2 separate regions of the Homo sapiens genome follow, and region 1 is linked to region 2. Evidence: chromatin loops called from intact Hi-C (ENCODE). Cell type or tissue: ascending aorta. All regions are shown on one strand. Links, peaks and the distances in the headings refer to the core of each region. The heading gives the core; the rest is flanking DNA. Region 1 overlaps NPLOC4 (NPL4 homolog, ubiquitin recognition factor). Region 2 overlaps BAHCC1 (BAH domain and coiled-coil containing 1).

What was found. Hi-C counts contacts between places; a loop is a spot of excess contacts. Peaks named below come from ENCODE experiments on the same cell type or tissue, not always from the same donor. Only the 100,000 strongest peaks of a DNase experiment are listed, where the experiment ranks them.
Region 1: it touches region 2 in a loop (3-fold over the local background); 2 of 110 quality-filtered maps call a loop at or near these places.

The regions. Positions count from the first base shown.
Region 1 is chr17:81,594,056-81,596,954 of GRCh38, forward strand. It overlaps NPLOC4 (NPL4 homolog, ubiquitin recognition factor), which reads right to left. Exons shown (of 17, transcript NM_017921.4): 11 at 2,061-2,187. Among named protein-coding and RNA genes, the nearest start is that of NPLOC4, 42 kb to the right of the region's middle. In ascending aorta, for the core only: no CTCF peak of the experiment used is centred there; a DNase peak (open chromatin) is centred at 1,196; H3K4me3 peaks cover 352 bases; H3K27ac peaks cover 1,842 bases.
Region 2 is chr17:81,426,682-81,429,580 of GRCh38, forward strand. BAHCC1 (BAH domain and coiled-coil containing 1) reads left to right here. Exons shown (of 28, transcript NM_001377448.1): 3 at 119-298. Among named protein-coding and RNA genes, the nearest start is that of MIR3186, 23 kb to the right of the region's middle. In ascending aorta, for the core only: a CTCF peak has its summit at 1,502; DNase peaks (open chromatin) are centred at 1,136 and 1,586; H3K4me3 peaks cover 2,500 bases; H3K27ac peaks cover 2,500 bases.

The sequences.
Region 1 (2,899 bases), core at 253-2,752, 170 kb after region 2:
GAGGTCAGGAGATCGAGACCATCCTGGCTAACACGGTGAAACCCCGTCTCTACTAAAAATACAAAAAAAATTAGCCGGGCATGGTAGCGGGCACCTGTAGTCCCAGCTACTCGGGAGGCTGAGGCAGGAAAATGGCGTGAACCCGGGAGGTGGAGCTTGCAGTGAGCCAAGACAGCGCCACTGCAGTCCAGCCTGGGCGAAAGAGCGAGACTCCGTCTCAAAAAAAAAAAAAAAAAAAAAAAAAAAAAACTGACTCAACTAATTCACTTGTAAAATAGTTAACATGTATTAATTATTAACATAATTAACGTGTGAAAGATGCCTATCACCCTCAAAAAGTATATTCATTTCAAAAATCAATCTAAATGCACCTTAAATCAAGGAACTGCAGGCTGGGCAACACAGCAAGACTTCATTTCTACTAAAAATTTAAAAATTAGGCCAGGCGCAGTGGCTCACGCCTGTCATCCCAGCACTTGGGAGGCCGAGGTGGGCGGATCACGAGGTCAGGAGATCGAGACCATCCTGGCTAGCATGGTGAAACCCCATCTCTACTAAAAATACAAAAAATTAGCCGGGTATGCTGGCAGGCTCCTATAGTCCCAGCTACTCGGGAGGCTGAGGCAGGAGAATTGCGTGAACCCGGGAGGTGGAACCTGCAGGGAGCCGAGATCGCGCCACTGCACTCCAACCTGGGCGAGAGCGAGACTCCGTCTCTAGGGAAAAAAAAAAAATTAAAAATTAACTGGGCGTGGTGGCGCACGCGTGTAGTCCCAACTACATAGGAGGCTGTTGGGGTCGGATCACATGAGCCCAGGAGTCGCACCAGTGAGCTATGACTGCACCACTGTGCTCCAGCCTGGGTGACAGAGCAAGAACATGTCTCAAAACAAACGAACAAACAAAAAAAAAAACACAAAAACCCGGCAAACTCAAGAATATGCAGCAAAGTGCAAAAACTTCGCAGTCAGCTTGAACACTTTTCTTTCTTTTTTTCCAAATGTTTTATTTATTTATTTTTGTAGAGATGGGGACTTGCCATGTTGCCCAGGCTGGTCTCAAACTCCCAGTCTCAAGGGATCCTCCTGGCTCAACCTCCCAAAATGCTATGATTACAGATGTTGTAATCCCAGCACTTTGAGAGGCCAATGAGGGTGACTCACCTGAGGTCAGTTCAAGATTAGCCTGGCCAACAAGGCAAAACCCAGTCGCTACTAAAAATACAAAAATTAGCCAGGCGTGGTGGTGTGCACTTACAATTCCAGCTACTCTGAAGGCTGGGGCACAAAAATCGCTTGAACCCAGGAGGCGGACGTTGCAGTGAGCCGAGATTGCGCCACTGCACTCCAGCCTAAATGACAGTAAGACTGTCAAAAAAAAAAAAAAAACCCGTTTTGCTTTTTTTTTTTGAGATGGAGTTTCACTCTGTCGCCCAGGGGAACATCCTTGTCCATATATACATATACATATATATATATATTTTTTTTTTCTTTTCTTTTCTTTTTTTGAGACAGAGGCTCACCCTGTCACCCAGGCTGGAGTGCACTGGCACAAACTCAGCTCACTGCAACCTCCGCCTGATGGGTTCAAGTGATTCTCCTGCCTCAGCTCCTTGAGTAGCTGGGATTACAGGCGCCCACCACCATGCCCAGCTAATTTTTATATTTATAAAGAGATGGGGTTTCGCTATGTTGGCCAGGCTGATCTCGAACTCCTGACCTCAAGCGATCCACTCACCTGGGCCTCCCAAAGTGCTGGGATTACAGGCGTGAGCCACCACGCCCGGCCAAAAAAGTGGACTTTTAATGAGAGCACTGGCCTAGAGGAGAGCTCTGTGGAGGTCCTGATTCTGTTATGAGTTTTGGGGTTTGTGTTTATATAGTTTTATGCTGTTAAGTTGTTCAGAATTTTTACCATAAAAAGAAAGGAGGAATTTATATCCCACAAGCCCAGTAAGAAAGTCCAGTATAACTAAGTTAAGGATAAAAAGCTACCAAAAAGAGGAACAAAATATATTAACGAGGTGGTAATATTTACAGTACATACTGTCCCTGTTATACCTGTAGCCACTGCAGTAACAAACTTGGATCCAAAATGTCCGTCTGGAGAGAGCCGGCACATGTTGGGATGCTTGTTCTGGAAGTCTCCTGCAGTGATGCACTCTTCTGAACTTAGGAAATAGGTGTCCTAAGACAAGAGAAGCAGCCTATCAAATTTTACAGCATCATGCCAAAATATACTTCTATTTCTTCTTTAAAAAATAAGAACTAAGCCAGGAGCAGTGACTCACACCTCTAATTCCAGCACTTTGAGAGGTGGAGGCGGGAGGTCCACTTGAGGACAAGAGTTCGAGACCAGCCTGGCCAACACACCAAAACCTGGTCTCTACTAAAAATAAAAAAATTATCTGGGTATGGTGGTGCACACCTGAACCCAGGAGGAGGAAGCTGTAGTGAGCCGAGATTGTGCCATTGCACTCCAACCTGTGCAACACAGCAAGACTCTGTCTCAAAAAAATAAAAATAAAAAATAAGAACCAAACTATAAAACTCAAAACCACTTTGAAACAAGTATCTACAATTCCTAACCATTACCAATTCCTCATCTAAAACCACTCACGACTAGAAAGGCCAGAAGCACTATGCAAACCACCCCGCCATGGGCTGAGCCCTGAAAATCACTGCTTTATAAAGGTAAGATGGGTTTAGCTCTATGAGACCAAGAGATCCGGCCTTCATTGATCAAGAAGAACTTCTTGAAAAATAATGGGGCCTGAGGGCTGGGCATGGTGGCTCACACCTGTAATCCCAGCACTCTGGGAGGCCAAGGCAGGCAGATCACAAGGTCGAGATCAAGACCATCCTGGCTAACACAGTGAAACCCCATCTCTATTAAAAAT
Region 2 (2,899 bases), core at 283-2,782:
TGGGGGAGATTGGGGCCTGAGAGTCCCCTGTGGAGAAGGGCTGTGGTGTTGCCCCTGCCCTGCCTCAGGCCACACCCTGGGAGCTGCCCCCAGAGTCACTCTTGCCCTGTGTCCACAGCCAGCAGCCGCCTGATGGGAAGTTCTCCGGCCTCCTCGTTCATGGGCAGTTTCCTCACCAGCAGCCTGGGCTCGGCAGCCTCCACGCACCCCAGCGGCCCCAGCTCCTCCCCCCCTGAGCAGGCCTACCGTGGCTCCCACCCCACCACCTCCCAGATCTGGTTCTCCCACTCCCACGAAGGTAAGTTGGCGGACTGGGCTCCCAGCGACACCCTGGTGGCCAAGAGACTGACCCTGGTGCCCGGGCCAGGGGCAGGTGAGGGGCTCCCATCGTGGCCGTGGGAACCTGGCCGGTGGACGGTGACAAGCAGGCTCGGGTGAGGCTGCCTCCCTGCCGAGGAAGCCCCGGGGGAAGTGGTGATTGGTTGGAAACAAGGGCAGCCTGTTCGGCAGTGGTCCTGGCCAGATGTGTGCTCCAGATGGGCAGCAAGGGGAAACAGGGGGGCCAGGAGGGGCTCTGGGGAGCTGAGAAAATGTGGAGCACAGCTGGGCCGGCCGGGCTGGGCTCACCCTCACAGTGGCCGTGCCCCACCTCCCCAGACGCTAGGAGGCGGGCTCCAAATGTGCCAGCTGGAGGAGGGGGCCGGGGCGGGGAGAGCTGTCAGCGCACACAGGCTGCCACCCAGGGGCCTGTCCCAGGACAAAGAGTTCCTCCCAGGCCACCTGCCTCCCCGTGGGACACAGCCCTGGACACACAGTAGGTGCCTCGCGAATACTGGCTACTCTCAGGCTGCCTGGCCAGCAGGAGACTCCTGGAGGCCCCCCTGGCCTTTCCGTGGCAGGGCACCCCTGCCTGGATCCCCGTGCTTGCTCAGACCCCTTGCCCTGCAGCCTAGGAGGCGGCCCTGGGCCCCCATGTCCTTGGGCCCACAGTTGCTGGTATTCCCTCGGCCACCCCAACCCTACAGCGTGGGAAGGGTTAAGCTCCCCCCGCCCCCCGCGGCTGGCACGCAGAGAGGTAATTGCAGTTGGCAGCGGGCACACAGGGCTCTCCGCTCCTGGCACCCAGCACTGCCGTAACTCAATGACTGCTGAGCGGCGGGCGTCGTGTTTACAGAGCGCCGCGGACCCACACACCACGCCACCGCCCCGTTCCAGGCAGGGAGATTAGCACCCGGCACTGCTGGAAGCAGAGAAACCTCTCTTTGTGCAACAAGAAAGGGGCTGTTTTCCAAACAGAACAGGTGACGAGTGAGGGACAGTTGCTGAAATAATCTGGGCTTTCGGCTCAGGGCGCACATGTTGGGCAGGCGATAAGGAGTGGCCTCTTCCTGGGTGCAGGGGAGGCCGCTACCTTGGGATGCGGTGGGCAGCATGGGGTCCTCGGTCCAGACTCCCCTGCCCAGACTCCCCTGCCCCTTCCTCCCACCCCTGCACTACTAGCGGCCTCCTGGAGGGGAGACCAGGCTGGCCATGGCTCCTGGGCTGGCTGTGGGGGCCCCGCCTTCCTGGCTCATATGCCCCACCCCGCCTCAGCCTTTTGTGTCTGTGGGCAAACGCCCCGGCCAGCCACAGCATCTGGCTCCCAGGATGTCTGTGGGAGGGAGGAGGGTGGCCTGGCACCGGGGGAGCAGGAAGGGGAGGCCTGCGGCAGCCGTGGTGAACCCCCCACAACAGACGCAACGGCCGCTGCCTGGTCCTGGCCCAGCCACAGGTGCACAGATCCACCTAGGACCACTGACTTGGTTTCCCCTCCTGGCAGTGGTGGCCCCTAGTCAGGGCCCAGAAGTGGCACCAGCCCATCCCCAATGCTCTCTGCACCAGGAGAGAGCTCCTACCCCACTCCCTCCACCCACCCTGGGGGACCCCAGCAGCAAGGAGGGCCGTTTGTGGGTAGCACCACCTGCCTTGGAGCCCCCGTCCCGCCCCTCTGGGGGCTGCTCAGAGGGTGGGTGTGTGGTGGCCCACAGGCAGACAGCACCCACAACGGCCTCTAGACACTCACTTCCCCTTGTGCCAACGGCTGCCTGGGCGGAGCTGCCCACATCCCACCCCGGGGACCCCCACCACTTCTCAGCCCCTCACATGGGGCCCGGCATCGGTGGGTTCCATCTGCTCCCGAGCCCTTGGGAGTCCCCCTGGCTGGGTGGGAAGCCAATGTCCTGCCACAAGTGTCGACGTGAGCCCCTGGCGTCTGGGCCTCTGAGCCCCTTCTATCTGCGTCCCAGGGAAGTAGCTCCTCCAGGCGGGGGTGGCCTGAGCCGGAGGAGAGGACAGTGCCCACAGTGGCCCTGGCTGTGTCACACCGAGGAGGTTCACCTGTCCACCCTGCTGGGCACCTGGCACCCTGGCTGGGCGAGACGCATCTCCCGCTGTCCGTGTCAGGTGGGGGTGGGCACGTGTGCGGGACAGTGGGCTGGGTGGACCAGCACGGGTGGAGGCGGGACAAGGGGGTGCAGGGCGTGGCCTCTGAGCCGCCCGCCTGGGCCCCAGAATGCAAGGCCCACCCGGGGCTGAGGATGGGTGTGGGTGCCCCCCGAGGGTGGCAGAGCCTCCAAGGCCACACACCTGCGAGGCCCGTGCTCCAGCTTGCTGTCCCCTGCTCTGCCTTCAGTTCAGTTGTCCCACCCCCCGGGATCCCCTCCCCTCCCTGCGGGGGTTCCCTGCCACGCAGCCGTGCTCCCCGACAGACCACATGGAGCTGCCGCGCTGTGAGCTGAGCGGCAGAGGCCAGGGCCGGCGGGCCAGGGTGAGAGGCTGGCTGGCTGCCCGGGCAGCATGCCTGGCTGCTAGTTTGACAGGGTGCCAGCTGGCTCCCCGTGCGCCGGGCCTGTTTCTCTGC